Linked DNA regions of Homo sapiens: region 1 is linked to region 2. Evidence: read pairs that join two places in POLR2A ChIA-PET (ENCODE). Cell type or tissue: GM12878. All regions are shown on one strand. Links, peaks and the distances in the headings refer to the core of each region. The heading gives the core; the rest is flanking DNA.

Region 1 (9,616 bases), core at 847-8,846, 73 kb after region 2:
AATTTCCTGCCTCGGCCTCCTGAGTAGCTGGGACTACAGGTGCCTGCCACCATACTTGGCTAATTTTTTTTTGTATTTTTAGTAGAGATGGGGTTTCACCGTGTTAGCCAAGATGGTCTAGATCTCCTGACCCCATGATCTGCCCACCTCGGCCTCCCAAAGTGCTGGGATTACAGGCGTGAGCCACTGTGCCTGGCCACGCCCAGCTAATCTTTGTATCTTTTTTTTTTTTTTTTAAAGTCAGAGTTTCACTCTTATTGCTTAGGCTGAAGTGCAGGACACAGTCTTGGCTCACTGCAACCTCTGCCTCCCAGGTTCAAGCAATTCTCCTGCCTCAGCCTCCCCAGTAGCTGGGATTACAGGTGCCTGCCACCACACCCAGCTAATTTTTGTATTTTTAGTAGAGACGGTTTCGCCATGTTGGCCAGGCTAGTCTTGAACTCCTGACCTCAGGTGATCTGCCTGCCTCAGCCTCCCAAAGTGCTGGGATTACAAGCGTGAGCCACTGTGCATGGCCTGAGTGATGAATTTAGTAAAATATAAATGGATGATAATGTGTATTGTCAAGTATTCAATTCAAAAATTATTTTAAAACATAGTAAGAGAAAACCTAATAGTAGGAATCTACCAGTGCTAACTTCCACAAAACTGAAGATTGGGGAGGGAAGAAGTGTGTAAGTAAAATAATTTTAAAGGGCTTGCCTTGGCTCAGAGTAAGCATTGGGTTGGGTATATTGGAGAAGGAAAGGCATTCTAAATGGATGTATAGAGTTGTTTTTTGCTGTTGTTGTTGTTGTTGTTTTTCTCTGAGACGGAGTCTCGCTCTGTCGCCCAGGCTGGAGTACAGTGGTGTGATCTTAGCTCACTGCAACCTCCGCCTCCTGAGTTCAAGCAATTCTCCTGCCTCAGCTTCCTGACTAGCTAGAACTACAAGCTCACACCACCATGCCTGGCTAATTTTTGTATTTTTAGTAGATACCGGGTTTCGCCATGTTGGCCAGGATGGTCTCGATCTCCTGACCTTGTGATCCACGCGCCTCAGCCTCCCAAAGTGCTGGGATTACAGGCATGAGCCACTGCCTCCTGCCCTTGGAGTACATTTTTAATTGATAGGAAAATAGTTAAAGTTATTAAGTGTAGGAAAATAAACGCTATAGAAAAGAAATAGTTAATAGAACATTTGAAAAAGCATAAGAAAAGTAAACATGAAATTATTATGAAAGACATAAAACGAAACATCAGTTATCAAAAATGTTAATTCCTGGCTGGGCACAGTGTCTCACACCTGTAATTCCAGCACTTTGGGAGGCTGAGATAGGTGGATCACAAAGTCAAGAGATTGAGACCATCCTGGCCAACATGGTGAAACCCCGTTTCTACTAAAAATACAAAAGTTAGCTGGACATGGTGGCGTGCACCTGTGATCCCAGCTACTCGGGAGGCTGAGGCAGGAGAATCACTTGAACGCGGGAGGCAGAGGTTACAGTGATCCGAGATTGCGCCACTACACTCCAGCCTGGCGACAGAGTGAGACTCTGTCTCAAAAAATAAAAATAAGAAATAAAAGTTAGCCAGGTGTGGTGGCGGGCGCCTGTAATCCCAGCTACTCTGGAGGCTGAGGCAGGAGAATTGCTTGAACCCTGGAGGCAGAGACTGCAGTGAGCTGAGATCGCGCCACTGCACTCCAGCCTGGGCAGCAAAGGCGAGACTCTGTCTCAAAAAAAAAAAAAAAAAGTTAATTCCTTATGAGACAGAAATTCTCAGACTGGGTCACATATTCTATCTACTGTAGTAGAGGACTTGGATAAACCACTTTCAGAATTGACCAGATTAAGTAAAAAAGATGAGTGTAATATATACATCATTCTTGTACTTTAGAAATAGAAATCACAGGCCAGGGGCGGTGGCTCATGCCTGTAATCCCAGCACTTTGGGAGGCCGAGGTGGGCGGATCATGAGGTCAGGAGTTGGAGACCAGCCTGGCCAACATGACAAAACCCCATGTCTACTAAAAATGCAAAAATTAGTGTGTCATGGTGGCATGCGCCTGTAGTCCCAGCTACTCGGGAGGCTGAGACAGGAAAAGCACTTAAACTCAGGAGGTGGAGGTTGCAGTGAGCCGAGATTGTGCCACTGCACTCCAGCCTGGGTGACAGAGTGAGACTCTGTCTCAAAAAAATAAATAAATAAATAAATAAAAAATTGAAATAGTTGAGGTTGAAAGATCATACCTGCAACTTATCAAATGGTTAAGCAAAAAAAAAGAAGAAAAAAATAGAGAAAACAGGCAAAAGACTGATGAATCTAGATGAAAGGTTTGTGCTCCTTGTCCTCTTTCAGTTTTTGATATTGGTATAGAAATACACAATTACAGAATAAAGAATCTCAGAATAGATTCAGACAAATGGGAATTCAATTATGATAAACATGAGGAATAAGCTTTCATTAGTGGGGGATGATGTAATTTATATGGAGAAATATAGATCCTTCACATATTCAAATGTTCACATGAACTAAAGATTTAAATATAAAAACTTGAAACTATAAAAATATTGAGAGAAAATACAGGAAATATAATCTCAATGTGGGAAAAGACTTCCCAGAAGCTGTAAAGGAAAACAAATGTCATTTTTAGCTCATCTGATTGCAAAAATAAAATACAATACATATATAATATCTGGGATTGTTGAAGATGCAGCAAAATGGATGCACCCAAACAGTATAATAGGAATGCGTATTGCCACATTTTTATAAATAATCTGTCATCTCTTACAGTTAAAATGCAATGGCCCTTGACACAGTTATTCCCACTTACAGGAATATATCCTATACGAAGCACTACTACCTTGTCTCTACTAAAAAAAAAAAAGAGTGATCATAGCAAGATTGTGTGTAATGGCAAAAAGTGGGAACATAAATGTACATCAGAAGGGGGTGGTTGAATAAGTGGTGTTGTATCCATTAAAAAGTGAAGTATACCAATACCTGTTGACTAGGGAAGATTTTATGTAATGTATTTAATATAATTCTGTTAAAATACAGAAATGCTTTATGTGTGTTTATATAAACAAAGAATTATGAAAGGATACATATTAAGCTGTTAACATTGATGAATTACCTCTATGATAGGATCGGAGAGGGAAAAACTATATACGCTTTAGACGTTTGTATACCTAACTTTTTTTCTTTTTTTTTGTAAGTAGTGTGTACTTTTTACATTCATCCCTGTCACTCTTTTTTTGAGAGATGGGGTCTTGCTGTATCACCCAGGCTGGAGTGCAGTGGTGCAATCATGGTTCAAGTAATCCTCCTGTCTCAGCTTTCCAAGTAATTGGGTCTACAGGTGAACACCACCATGCCCAGCTAATTAAAAATGTTTTTTGTATAGATGGGCTCTTGGTATGTTTCCCACACTGATCTTGAATTCCTGACCCCAAGTGATCCTCCCGCATCGGCCTACACTTCAATGCTTGCTTTCCTAACAAAATTGATCCTAAATTTGTGCAAAGACCCTGCTGTCCAAAAATTTTCAAATGAATACTGAAAGCATAAAGTGAAAAATTACTGTTTATGACAGGTTGAGCATCCCAGTTTGAAAATTTGATATCTGAACTGTTCCAAAGTCCAGAACTTTTTGAATGCCAACATGACACTCAAAATTTCAGATTTGGGATTCTCAACTGCAAGTATAATACAGTATTCCAAAATCTGAAAAAAAAAAAAACACCAAAACACTTCTGGTTCTAAGCATTTTGGATAATCACATTTATTTTGTGATTTTCACTAGGGAAATCTGATTTACAAGTATTTTAATGACTACTAGATACATTAAGCTAGTTTTTCTGAGTTAGTCTTGCCGTGTTATGAAGACGTGTTATCTCCTTTGCATGAGATTAATACTGAACATTTTTTATTTTTGATATATTTTCTGACAGTTTTAGGGTTTTAAAGCATAACATGCCTTGAAACAAATACAGGCTGTAAAAAACCTGGGGAAAAAATATTGGCTTTCTCAGTTAATTCCTGCCAGTTTTTTTTTTGTTGTTTTTTTTTTTTGAGATGGAGTTTCGTCCTTGTTGCCCAGGCTGGAGTGCAATGGAGTGATCTTGGCTCACCGCAACCTCTGCCTCAGCCTCCCGAGTAGCTGTGATTACAGGCATGTGCCACCACGCCCGGCTACTTTTGTGTTTTTAGTAGAGACAGGGTTTCTCCATGTTGGTCAGGCTGGTCTCAAACTCCTGACCTCAGGTGATCTTCCTGCCTCAGCCTCCCAAAGTGCTGGGATTACAGGCATGAGCCACCACGCCCAGCCTACCTGCCAGTTTTATAGTGGGTCAGAATGAGGCATGAGCCAAAGATAAGATAGTAACAGATGAGGCTGGGTGCGTTGGCTCACGCCTGTAATCCAGCACTTTGGGAGGCCAAAGTGGGCAGATCACCTGAAGTTGGGAGTTTGAGACCAGCCTGACCAACGTGGAGAAACTCCCGTCTCTACTAAAAATACAAAGTTAGCCGGGCGTGGTGGAGCATGCCTGTAATCCCAGCTGCTCCGGAGGCTGAGGCAGGACAATCGTTTGAACCCAGGGGAGATGGAGGTTGTGGTGAGCCATTGCACTCCAGCCTGGGCAACAAGAATGAAACTCTGTCTCAAAAAAAAAAAAAAGTAACAGCTGAGTATAGTCAGCCTCTCAGTTTTGTGTTTTTTGTTTTCCTCTGTGACTTATTTGTACCAGAGTTTGTTTTTTTACTGTATTGTTAAGTCATTGTCTGTTTTCGGTCCTTAAAAGTCATTCAAGCAAATTAGGGCCTTCTTTTGTGTTTCCAGCATTTCCTCTAAGTTTTAATTATTTTTGTTCTGGAGAAAAGCATTCTCTCAGCCAGGGGAGACTCTCAACATATATAGGTTTGAGCTCATTGACTCTTAGGATGTTAAAGACATTTGTTTCTGGCTATTTCTGAATAGGATGATGATATACCCCAGCTGTTGTACACATTTTTACTGTGTATTATTTTCTTAAGGGTTACCCTGGAGGTTATAATTAACATCTTAGTTTGTAACAATTCAGTTTGAGTTAATATCAGCTTAGTTTCAAGTGTATCCAAAAGACTATATAGCTTCCTGTCGCCCACCATTATTACATTTGTAATAATGTAATTACAAAATAATTACATGTCTTTTGTAATTTGTTACTACAAAATACATCTTTATACATTGTATGTCCATTAACATAGATTTATAATTCTTATATTATGCATTGTCTTTTCTTTTTTTTTTTTAAGGCAGAGTCTCACTGTTGTTGGCCCAGGCTGGAGTGCAGTGGCGCTGTCTCGACTCACTGTACCCTCTGCCTCCCGGGTTCCAGCAGTTCTCCTGCCTCAGCCTCCCGAGTAGCTGAGATTACAGGTGCCTGCCACCACACCCACCTAATTTTTTTGTATTTTTAGTAGAGACGGGGTTTTGCCATGTTGGCCAGGCTGGTCTCGAACTCCTGACCTCAGGTGATCCACCCACTTCGGCCTCCCAAAGTGCTGGGATTACAGGCATGAGCCACTGTGCCCAGCCTTATCTTTTAAATAATGCAGAAAGAAAGAGGAGTAATAAGCCAAAATATGTTATTACAGACTTTTGTGACTACCTGTATAAGTTACTTTTACTGGCATTTTAATTTTGTGTGGATTCAATTTAATGTCTGTAGAGTTCTTTCATTTCAGCCTGAACGACTCACTTTAGCTTTTCTTATAGGACAGGTCTACTAGTGACAAACTCTGTCCATTTTTTCTTATCTGGCAGTGACTTAATTTCTCCTTCATTTTTGAAAGGGTAGTTTTGCCAGATAAAGAATTCTTAGTTCGATTTTTTTTTCTTTCAGCATTTTGAATATGTTACCTTCTGACCTCCATGGTTTCTGGTGAGAAATCAGCTGTTAATCTTATTGAGGATCCCTTGTATGTAATGAGTTGCTTCTCTTGGTGTTTTCAAGATGCTCTCTTTGTCTTTCAACAATTCGATTGTAATGTGTATTGGTACGGGTCATATTGAGTTTATCCTACTTTGGGTTAATTGAGCTTCTTAGATACATAGATTTGTGTCTTTTTATCAAATTTGGGGAGTTTTAGGCTGTTATCTCTTCAAATGTTTCTGAACTATTCTCCTTTTCTTCTGGTAATTCCATTGTATATATTTTGGCACAGTTGATGTCTCCTGGGTCTGTCAACGTTCTGTTCATTTTTCTTCATTTCCTCATTCTGCTTCTCAGACTGGATAAATCTCAATTGACCTTAACTTAAATTTGCTGATTCTTTTGTCTCTCTGCTCATATCTGCTGTTGAACCCCTCTAGTAAATTTTTCATTTCAGTTGTACCTTTTTTTTTTTTTTTTGAGATGGAGTCTTGCTCTGTTACCCGGGCTGGAGTGCAGTGGCGTGGTCTCAGCTCACTACAGCCTCCACCTCCAGGTTCAAGCGATACTCCTGGCTCAGCCTCCTGAGTAGCTGGGACTACAGGCACGTGCTACCACATCTGGCTAATTTTTGTACTTTTAGTAGAGACAGGGTTTCACTATGTTGGCCAGGCTGGTCTTGAACTCCTGACCTCGTGATCCTCCTGCCCCAGCCTTCCAAAGTCCCAAAGTGCTGGGATTACAAGCATGAGCCACCGCACCTGGCCCAGTTTACTTTTAAACTCCAAAATTTCTATTTGTCTCTCTCTTTTTTTTTTTTTTTTTTGGAGACAGAGTTTTCACTCTTGTTGCCCAGGCTGGAGTGCAGTGGCATGATCTCTGTTCACTGCAACCTCCACTTCTTGGGTTCAAGTGATTCTCCTGCCTCAGCCTCCCAAGTAGCTGGGATTACAGGCATGCACCCCCATGCCCAGCTAAATTTTTTGTATTTTTAGTAGAGACAGGATTTCACCATGTTGTCCAGGCTGGGCTTGAACTCCTGACCTCAGGTGATCTGCCTGCCTTGGCCTCTCAAAGTGCTGGGATTACAGGCGTAAGCCACCACGGCCCACTATTTGTCTCTACTGATATTCTCTATTTGGTGAGACATCATTCTATGGTTCCTTTTATTTTTTTCTACATGGTTTCCTTTAGCTCTTTTAACATACTTAATATACTTGATTTGAAGTCTTTGGCCAGGCACAGTGGCACTTTGGGAGGCTGATGTGGGGAGATCACCTGAGGTCAGGAGTTCGAGACCAACCTGGCCAACATGGTGAAACCCCTTCTCTGCTAAAATAATACAAAAATTAATTGGGTGTGGTGGCGGGCGCCTGTAATCCCAGCTACTTGGGAGGCTGAGGAAGGAGAATCGCTTGAACCCAGGAGGCGGAGGTTGCAGTGAGCCAAGATCAAGCCACTGCACTCCAGCCTGGGCAACACAGGGAGACTCAGTCTCAAAAAATAAATAGGCTGGGCGTGGTGGCTCACGCCTGTAATCCTAGCACTTTGGGAGGCACCTGAGGTCAGGAGTTTGAGACCAGGCTGGCCAACATGGTGAAAACCCTGTCTCTACTAAAAGCTGCAAAAATTAGCCAGACATGGTGTTGGGTGCCTGTGATCCCAGCTACTTGGGAGGCTGAGGCAGGGGAACCACTTGAACCCAGGAGGCAGAAATTGCAATGAGCTGAGATCGTGCCATTGCACTCCAGCCTGGGTGACAGAGCAAAACTCTGTCTCAAAAACGATACGTTAAATAAATAAAGTCGGCTGGGCACGGTGGCTCACGCCTGTAATACCAGCACTTTGGGAGACCAAGGCAGGCGGATCACAAGGTGAGGAGTTTGAGACTAGCCTGACCAACATGGTGAAACCCCGTCTCTACTAAAAATATAAAAATTAGCCAGGCCTGGTGGCATGCACCTGTAATCCCAGCTACTCGGGAGGCTGAGGCAGGAGAATCACTTGAACCCAGGAGGCGGAGGTTGCAGTGAGCCAAGATCGCGCCATTGCACTCCAGCCTGGGCAAAAAGAGCAAAACACTCCTCGTCAAAAATAATAAATAAATAAAGTCTTTGTCCAATGTAATATCTGGGCTCCCTTGGGGACAGTTTCTGTTAATTTATTTTTTGCCTGTGTATGGGCCATACTTTTTTATTTCTTTGCATGCCTCATAATTTTTGTTGAAAATGACATTTCGGGCTGGGCACGGTGACTTACGCCTGTAATCCCAACACTTTGAGAGAGAGTCCAAGGCGAGTGGATTATTTGATGTCAGGAGTTCGAGACCAGCCTAGCCAACATGGTGAAACCCCGTCTCTACTAAAAGTATACAGAAAATTAGCCAGGTGTGCTGGCATGCGCCTGTAGTCCCAGCTACTCGGGAGGCTGAGGCAGGAGAATCGCTTGAACCCGGGAGGTGGAGGTTGCAGTGAGCTGAGATTGAGCCACTGCACTTCAGCCTGAGTGACAGAGCAAGACTCTGTCTCCAGAAAAAAAAAAAAAAAAAAAGACATTTTGAATGATATAATGTGGCAATTCTGGAAATTAGATTCTCCCCAGGTTTGTTGCCACTTATTGTAGTTGTCATTTTAGTGCCTTTTCTGAAAGAGTTTAGTAAAATTTGTATTCTTTTTGTGTGTGTGGCCATTGAAATCTCTCTTCCATTAGCTTAGTGGTCAGCTAGTGATTTGACAGATTTTTTTTAAATGCCTTTAAGCAAAAAACAACTCCCCTAGTCTTGGTATATGGGTCCTATGGATGTGTTGAGGCACACCTTCAACAGCTCTGCCTTTGCCTTCACTTCCTGCATGGGCAGAGCCTGAGCCAGAGGTGAAAACTTAGAGCCTTTTCAGGTCTTTTCTGAACATCTGCTCAGCACTGACATGCCTATGGCTTTCTAGGACTACCAGGATATGTGGGAGCTTTTCAAAGCTCTTACTCTCAAAGCATCTCCTTCACCAGCTTTTCTTCCCAGGCTTTTTACTGTGTTGATTGTTTGCCCCGTTATTGCTACTATATTTACCCTTAACTGTTTTTGACAAATATGTGTGCTACTGCCCCACCTCACTCCCCATAGCAAACTCTTGAGCCAGTCCTTCAGGGAGCCAGGTCAAAACAACCAGAGTTTTTTGTTAATATTTATTATATTGCAGCCAGGGGCCGTGGCTCACGCCTGTAATCCAAACACTCTGGGAGGCTGAAGCGGGCGGATCACGAGGTCAAGAGATCGAGACCATCCTGGCCAACATGGTGAAACCCCGCCTCTACTAAAAATACAAAAATTAGCGGGGCATGGTGGCACGCGCCTGTAGTCCCAGCTACTTGTGAGGCTGAGGAAGGAGAATCGCTTGAACCTAGGAGGCAGAGGTTGCAATGAGCTGAGATTACGCGACTACACTCCAGCCTGGGCAACAGAGCGAGATTCCATCTCAAAAAAATAAAAATAATATTGATATTGCTACCTCCAACTTGTACCAAGAATGCAGGCTATTGTCTTCAAGGCTTACCAAGCTGCAAATGGGAGATGGCACTAGGGTAGTTTAAAATACCACAGAGGTGTTTTACCAGAATTGAACTGTTGGTTTTTTTTTTCTTAAGCATTCCTCTGGAAGTTTATCATTGCATTGGCAGTTCTTTTTAGTAGTTCTGTAGAGATAGGGGTCTCACTATGTTGC
Region 2 (8,000 bases), core at 1-8,000:
TTGGGTAGCATGAAGTTACTTGAATCATACCTTGGAAACAGAACAAAGCTAATGGGAAGAGGGGGTTGGTAAAAATAGACGGAAAAGTCACACCTTTATTTTTAGTGCCTACCAAGGGCTCAAAGGGGGCCAGATACAATGGGATTTTTGCTAATTTCACTGAAATTAAAGTCCATGGCTCCTACTACCCACCATAAAAGCTAGTCATGACACCCTTTGTAGAGGGATGGATTCCCTATTAGGGAAACATTGATGGTAATTCACTTTAAAATTATGGGCATTCTCTAGCTGTTTAATAAAATATTAAAATATTGATTGAGGGGGCTCTGGGAACTGAACAACTACAACCACACTAATTTCTCCTTTGGGCTGACAGTATATTTGCTTTAGTTGCTTACTGATTTTCAGAAATGAACAGTTGTTGCCCCATTAAAGTGGTAGATATTGAGTTCCCTTTGTAGTAATTTTGTTTTGGAATGCTTTTTCCCAAGTAGTTGGGATGATAGGTGTGTGCCACCACAACCAGATAATTTTTTTTTTTTTAATTTGTAGAGACAAAGTCTCATTATGTTGCCCAGGCTTTAGTAGAGACAAGGTTTCACGACGTTGTCCAGGCTGGTCTCGAACTCCTGGGCTCAAGTGATCTCCTGCCTCTCAAAGTGCTGGGGTTACAGGCATGAGCCACTGCACCGTGCCTGGCCTGGAATGCTAATCTTTTGAGAAGAGATGACCCTCGGTTGCTGTGAAAAGTGACATACTAGTTTCCACAGGAGGAAATGGGGAGGATGTTGGGGGGCAGGGGAGTTGTTTATCAAAGCTTGTTTTGTTAGATCAGTTGGCATTCCCTTAATAGGATTCTCTCAACTAAATGTGAGTGCTTTGTGTGAATGCCTCAACTGTGAATAGCCTTTTACATATGGGGTCTTAAGGCTAGTGATATCTGTAGGGCTTGGGGGATGGTTAGCTTTATAGTACTATAGGCAGGGAAAAGGCAAATAATGGTAAATAAAATAATTCCTGAGGCTATAGAAATTGGGGTAAATGGCAAGCAGCATTCTATTTCCATCTCTCCAGATAAGGGTCCTTAGGAGCTGCTATTTTAGACCAGGGTGCCAAACATTCAAATTCATGGGAAATATATCATGTCTGCTCGTCTTTTTTTTTTTTTTTTTTTAATTGACAGTAATTGTATATGTTATATGGGGTACAACATGAGGTTTTCATACATGTTTACATTGTGGAATGAGTAAATCATGCTAGTTAACACATCTAGCACCTCACATACTTATATTTTGTTGTGGTGAAAACATTTAGTATCTTTTAGCAATTTTGAAATATACAGGCCAGGCACGGTGGCTCGCACCTGTATTCCCAGCACTTTGGGAGGCTGAGGTGGGAGGATCATTTGAACCCAGGAGTTTGAGACAAGCCTGGGCAACAGAAAGAGATCTCATCTCTATAAAAAACAAAAAAGAAATTAGGTGGGTGTGTTGGCATGCACCTGTAGTCCCAGCTGCTTGGGAGGCTAAGCTGGGAGGATCACTTGACCCAGGAGATTGAGACTACAGTGAACCATGGTCATGCCACTGCACTCAGTCTAGACAGAGTGAGACCCTATCTCAAAAAATATATATATATATATACACACACACACACAATGCATTGCTATTTATTATATTCTGTGTACTAGATCACTAAGTTTGCTTGTCTTCCTTTTTAGGATGACTTGAAAGTAGGGCATCCTTCACCCATCTGAAGGGAGGAAATAGTGGCAGGTGACAGTCTGCATGTGCAGTTTTCAGGTAAATATCCCTATTCATTCCAACATTGACTACCTCCTCTGTGCCAGGCCTGTGGGCTAGTTGGTATCTATCAGGAAACAAATGGGAGGTAAATTAACCTGTATTTGTAAGATCCATGAAGGAAAGGACAATATATCTTGTTTTATTCACTGCTAGATCCCAATCGCAGTGCTTGGCACATGGCAGGACCTCCCTGAATGTTGCATAAAACAACTGAAAACACAGAAGGGGATTCCTGTTAAAGGGTTTGACAACAGGGTCTGCAATTAGTGCTTCCACGCCTGTTTTGCAGTCAATATTCAACTGATACGTCTTCTACCTGGAGTGCCTAGGTATCTGAAACAAATAATGAGAAAGCTGTTTCAGGAATCATCCAGCGGTTGTCAGCTATCCAGGCTCATGTGGTGCCTGTGATGGTGTTACACTGTTGGAAGAGCAAACACTGTCTTTATTGAGGTTTGGCTCCAAGCACTGTTTTGGTGTTGTAGCTGAGTACCTTTGGGCAGTGTTTTGCACCTCTGAGAGTGGAATGACTCCTGTGGAGTTGATCCTAGTCTGGGTGCAAACAATTTTTTTCTGTTTGCAGAAAAAGACAGGTTGTCTTAGGGACAGCCTGTCATTCTTTACCTCTTTGAATCCTAGATGCCTTCACCTGAATGACATCTACCTCCATCAGGACCCCAGATGTCTGACAGCCCTGTGTGACACCAAGATAAGTAACGTATGTAGTCTTCTTGTCATGTAGGTCCCAATTAAATTACTATAGCTCAGATGGGGGTAGGGGACTTAAAATTATGATGTGAAAAATTATGTAGAGTATCAGACTTTTTTTTGGGGGGGGACGGAGTCTTGCTCAGTTGCCCAGGCTAGAGTACAGTGGCTCGATCTCGGCTCACTGCAACCTCTGCCTCCTGGGTTCAAGCGATTCTCCTGCCTCAGCCTCCCGAGTAGCTGGGACTACAGGCACCTGCCACCATGCCAGGCTAATTTTTTTATTTTAAGTAGAGACGAGGTTTCACCATATTGGCCAGGCTGGTCTGAAACTCCTGACCTTGCGATTTGCCTGCCTTGGCCTCCCAAAATGCTGGGATTACAGGTTTTTTTGTTTGTTTTTTGAGACGGAGTCTCACTGTCTCCCAGGCTGGAGTGCAATGGCGCAATCTCGGCTCACTACAACCTCTACCTCCTGGGTTCAAGCGATTCTCCTGCCTCGGCCTCCTGAGTAGCTGGGATTATAGGCGTGCACTACCACGCCCAGCTAATTTTTGTATTTTTAGTAGAGATGGGGTTTCACCATGTTGGTCAGGCTGGTCTCGAACTCCTGACCTCGTGATCCACCTGCCTTGGCCTCCTAAAGTGATGGGAGTACAGGCATGAGCCACCGCGCCCAGCCAAGTATCAGAATTTTAGAGAATTCTTAGGATCTAAAGTCCATCCCTCACTTTTCTGGAGCTCTGCTGTGCAGTAGGTATATGCTACATGTGGCTGTGTAAGTTGATAAAAATTAATCAATTTCTTAATCTCAGAATCTGGCTGCTGACTACCCTATTGGACAACTCCAATATTAGAGAACATTTCCACCAATTCAGAAAGTTTATTATGCACTGCTGTTCTAGAGCAGGGATCAGCAAACTTGCTGTAAAGAGCCAGGTAATATAATATTATGCTTGTTCAGCCATGTGGTTTTTGCAACTATTTTTGCAGCTCTAGTGCAAACACAGCCTTAGACAATATCAACACATGAGCAAGTCTATAGTTCTAATAGAACATTATTTATGGACACTGAATTAGAATTTCATAAAATTTTCAGTGTCAAAATTGTTTTCAATGATTTACAAATTTAAAGACCATTCTTATTTTGAGAGCCATACAAAAACAGCAGGCTGGAATTGGCCCATAGGCTATGGTTTGCCAACCTCTGTCCTGGAGAATGAAATTCAGGCCTTGAAAGTTGAACAGCTCATTAGTGACAGGTTCAGAGCCAATAGCAATGTGTCTTTCTGAAAAGTTTAATGTTATCAATAGCTTTGCCTTAGAGCATCATACTCTTCATCTTTTAGGGCACTAAGGTGACTGCAAGAAATTAACCAGTAGTAAAAATAGTCTGTTTTTTGTGTGTTTGGGATTTGTTTATGTGTTTTTTTGCATGGGTTACTTACAGCAGTTCTCTCCACTTTTAATGTGCTCCAAAGGGAGAGGTCTTAAGAAAGAATAGCAGTCTGCACTTATCAAACTCAGCCACAATCTCAGTCTGAGTTGGTAAAACCGAAATGGCTCCTAAGGAAAGAGGAAAATTTTATGTCATGAATAGTCACAGTACTTTAAATCTGAGGCCTCAAGTTCTAAGCATACAGGTTGTCTTCCTGACTACAGTAGCGCTATCCATGTGCAGAGACGTTCCTATATTGCTACTTGAAAATAGATAATTCATTGGTATTCCTGTATTCAATATCCCAAAAGGCATCAATGGTGTAATCATGTGCATTTAAATAATTTGATGGGATTTCCTACTTGATAAATAAAGTTACTCACCTACTTATCCCTGTCGATTTTTTTTTTTTTAAGCAAAGAAATATATTTCCTGGTGAGTCTAAGAAGATTAGTTTTTAAAATCTTTTTTGATAGAGGGTCTCAACTGTGTCACCCAGCCTGGTGTGCAGTGGCACAAGCACAGCTCACTGCACCCTTGACCTCCTGGGCCAAGCAAACCTCCTGCCTCAGCCTCCCATGTAGCTGGGACTATAGGCATGTGCTGCCATGCCTGGCTTCAAAGTAGTTATTTGTTTTTTTTAGAGACAAGGTCTCACTCAGGCTGGTGTGCAGTGGTGTGGTCACAGCTCACTGCAGTCTCAACTTTCTGGGCTCACGTGGTCCTCCTGACTCAGCCTCCTGAGTAGCTAGGATTACAGATGTCACTCTGCCTGGCCTCGAAGTAGTTTTTTTTTTTGTTTTTTTTTTTTTTTTTGCTCTGTTGCCCAGGCTGGAGTGCAGTGGCACGATCTCAGCTCACTGCAACCTCCACCTCCTGGGTTCAAGCAATTCTCTTGCCTCAGCCACCCAAGTAGCTGGGACTATAGTCACACGCCACCACACCTGGCTAAATTTTTTTTTGTATTTTTAGTAGAGATGGGGTTTTGCCATGCCATTTCAGCCAGGCTGGTCTCAAACTCCTTACCTCAGGTGATCCACCCGCCTCAGCCTCCCAAAGTGCTGGATTACAGGTGTGAGCTACCACACCCAGCCGAAGTAGTTTTTTTCTGTTAATCTTTTCCCATGCTGCAATGAAAACTTGAATGAGACTGGCAGGGTTACTGGTCTGTAAATACCCAGGCTGCCAGCTGCCATAGGTAGCAGTAAACACAAGTGCCTCTTTTCATTGCTTAGGCCAAGTTTCAGGTCTTAGGCCTGTACCATATTAAGAGGAAAAACTAAAAATAAGGAGGGTTTCCAAACACCCCCACCAACCTTGAATTTTTTAAAAAATGAGGGAACCACAATTAATAAACACTATTCCTGGCACCTGTCCATGATTTCACTTGCTGGGTTGAAACAAACTAGTGTCAGTGGGATTTTATGTTGAAATTTTGGATCATGCCTCACTCAAATTTAAACCAGAAAAGCAAAACCCAGAGGGATAAATTCTGCAAGTCCCAAAGGGACACAAAGAGGTGGCTAAGTGCCTAGGAATTCACACAAAGGAAAACACCGTGCTAAGAGCAACTAATTAAGAACTTAAAAAGAGTGACAATGACTCCTGTGAATGTTGTTGCTTAATTAGGGCTTTATGAACACAGCTCCAGTTAATGGACCTGTCAATATACTCTTGAAAAACAATTTCACTGAATTAACAAATTAACTGTAATAACTTAAAATCTCTGCTTAGCAACATCTTTCTCCTTAATGCTATTTAGGAACACTTGTAATGAGCCAACTTGATGAGTCATAAATTTGTCAGTTTAGTAGCCTAAGGCTTGTTCAGAGGAGACCCTGTTACTTGTTTGGTCTTCCTTGCCCTCCAGTAAAGGCCCTTTAGGATGTAAGAATGTTCTGTGCTGCTTCTTAAGGGTGATATACTCATTGGGAAAGTACAGTAAAAAGGACTTTAAAATTTATTTTATTTTACAATACTTTTAGATTTATAGAAAAGTTGGGAAGATGGTACAAAGAGTTCCCATATATACCATACCCAGTTTCCCCTAATAACATCTTACATTGGTATATTATGGTTGTCACAATTAAATGGGCTAATATTGATACATTAGTATTAACTAAAGTCCATACTTTGTTCAGATTTCATTAGTTTTTATGTAATGTCTTTTGTCTGTTCTAGGATCCCGTTGAAGATACCACATTACACTTAGGCTCCTGTTGGCCATGACAGCTTCTTAGACTTGTTTTTAATGACCTTGACAGTTTTGTTTTTTTGTTTGTTTGTTTTTGAGACGGAGTCTCTGTCATCCAGGCTGGAGTGCAATGTAATGGCTCAATCTCAGCTCACTGCAACCTCTGCCTCCCGGGTTCAAGTGATTCTCCTGCCTCAGCCTCCCCAGTAGCTGGGATTACAGGCATGAGCCACCGTGCCCGGCTGCCTCCTAAATTCTCAAAACATTCCATTTTTATTCTGTGGTCTTACTTTATTCTGTCATGTAGAGAATAGTGGTTGAGCCTGTTGTCTTTTGAGAGTGGATGCTGTAGTCCTTACATGGCTGACTTTCAGCCCGTAAGCTTATAGTAGAGGATGGGGATTTTGTTATCAGCTGCTAAAAGGGAGAAGCCAAGCCCAGAACTAAGGGTTCTGATGAGTTGAAGGAGAGGGAAGATGCCCCTCAAGGCAAAGAGCCTCTGAGTTAGAATCTGTGCTTCACCAGAGTGACAATGGTAGAACTTCTCCTTCTCAGTATTAATTCTCCTGGAGAGAACTCTAGGGTTGTCTAAACCTGTTCAACTAGGCTGACTACCCCAGCAAGTGATGGGTTGGACATAAGGCAAAGAACAGGAGGGGTGAAAGGGGGCAGAACAGACAAGTTCTGTCCCAGCCTCTGCTACCTCTAACCCCATGGCATTCTATCCTTTTCTACACTGGGCTTCCATTTCTTACCCCAACAATGATCTGTTCTTCCAGGTGCCGTCATTTAATTTCCCAGACACTTGACCTCCTTCTGATTTGTGTACTCCCTCCAAGGCTGAGTTGCAGTGAGTGACAATAATCTGTGCTAATTACTTATCTTGCCAGAAGACTCAAAGGGTTTATGGCTTTTACTAACTGAACTCTATGCTAGATGTTAGGGATAAATGGTTAACAGGACACAGTTCTTGCTTATCTTGCTATGGTCTGTCAAGCCTTATACAATCTAGCCTTATCTCTCTCACCGTCTTATCTTTATCACCCGTAGATTCCCTTGTTGGCCACTGGTTTCTTTCAGTCCTTAATTAGCCTTTTGTCACTACCTGTCTACACATGCTGTTTTTCCCTTCTCATTCCATCTTGACATTGTCTATTTTGAGATCTCAGCTCAGTTGCAGAGAAGCTGCCTTCCCCATCTGGCAACCCATTATATGTGTCATAGTACCATGTTGTACCATAGAGCTAGACACAGGTGCCATGTTGTGTCTTGAAATGTATTCACCAGCTTCCAAAGGTTTACCTCAATCCCCTTTACTCAAGAAGCCTCAGTTCTACTGACAGTTGGTAATAATAACCTCTCTGTCATAATGTACCCAAAATAGAGTAAGAATATCATGCTTTTCAGTAATACTCCAGTGAATGAGGCTAAGAGTACCATTTTTGTTCTTATAAAAGAATTTTTTTGGACATGAATACAAAGATGTCAGGTTACCAAATCATTTGCTAGTAGATCCTAACAATATCACCTATAGGAAACTGAACGTAGCCTTTAAACATTAAGTGATGATAATGGATTTGGCCGGGCGCGGTTGCCTATAATCCCAACACTGAGAGGCTGAGGTGGGTGGATCACTTGAGGCCAGGACAGGACCAGCATGGCCAACATGGTGAAACCCCGTCTCTACAAAAGAAAAAAATACAAAAATTAGCTGGGTGTTGTGGTGTATGCCTGTAATCCCAACTATTTGGGTGGCTGAGGCACGAGAATCGCTTGAACTTGGAAGGCAGAGGTTGCAGTGAGCTGAGATCGTGCCACTGCACTCCAGCCTGGGTGACAGACTGAGACAGTCTCA

The links. ChIA-PET counts read pairs that join two places held together with the same protein. Peaks named below come from ENCODE experiments on the same cell type or tissue, not always from the same donor. Only the 100,000 strongest peaks of a DNase experiment are listed, where the experiment ranks them.
Region 1: POLR2A ChIA-PET joins it to region 2 with 11 read pairs; 31 of 35 experiments call an interaction of 5 or more read pairs at or near these places.

The regions. Positions count from the first base shown.
Region 1 is chr5:139,348,459-139,358,074 of GRCh38, forward strand. All of the region lies in intron 1 of PAIP2 (poly(A) binding protein interacting protein 2), which reads left to right. Among named protein-coding and RNA genes, the nearest start is that of PAIP2, 11 kb to the left of the region's middle. In GM12878, for the core only: no CTCF peak of the experiment used is centred there; no DNase peak of the experiment used is centred there.
Region 2 is chr5:139,276,607-139,284,606 of GRCh38, forward strand. It overlaps SNHG4 (small nucleolar RNA host gene 4), which reads left to right. Exons shown (of 7, transcript NR_182757.1): 4 at 1,721-1,802; 5 at 2,445-2,523; 6 at 3,329-3,452; 7 at 6,133-8,000. It overlaps SNORA74A (small nucleolar RNA, H/ACA box 74A), which reads left to right and starts at 2,174; the gene lies at 2,174-2,373. LOC124901081 (a long non-coding RNA gene) reads right to left here. Exons shown (of 4, transcript XR_007058956.1): 3 at 3,962-4,079. It also overlaps a transcript of MATR3 not described here. In GM12878, for the core only: no CTCF peak of the experiment used is centred there; a DNase peak (open chromatin) is centred at 4,643; H3K4me3 peaks cover 3,681 bases; H3K27ac peaks cover 1,684 bases.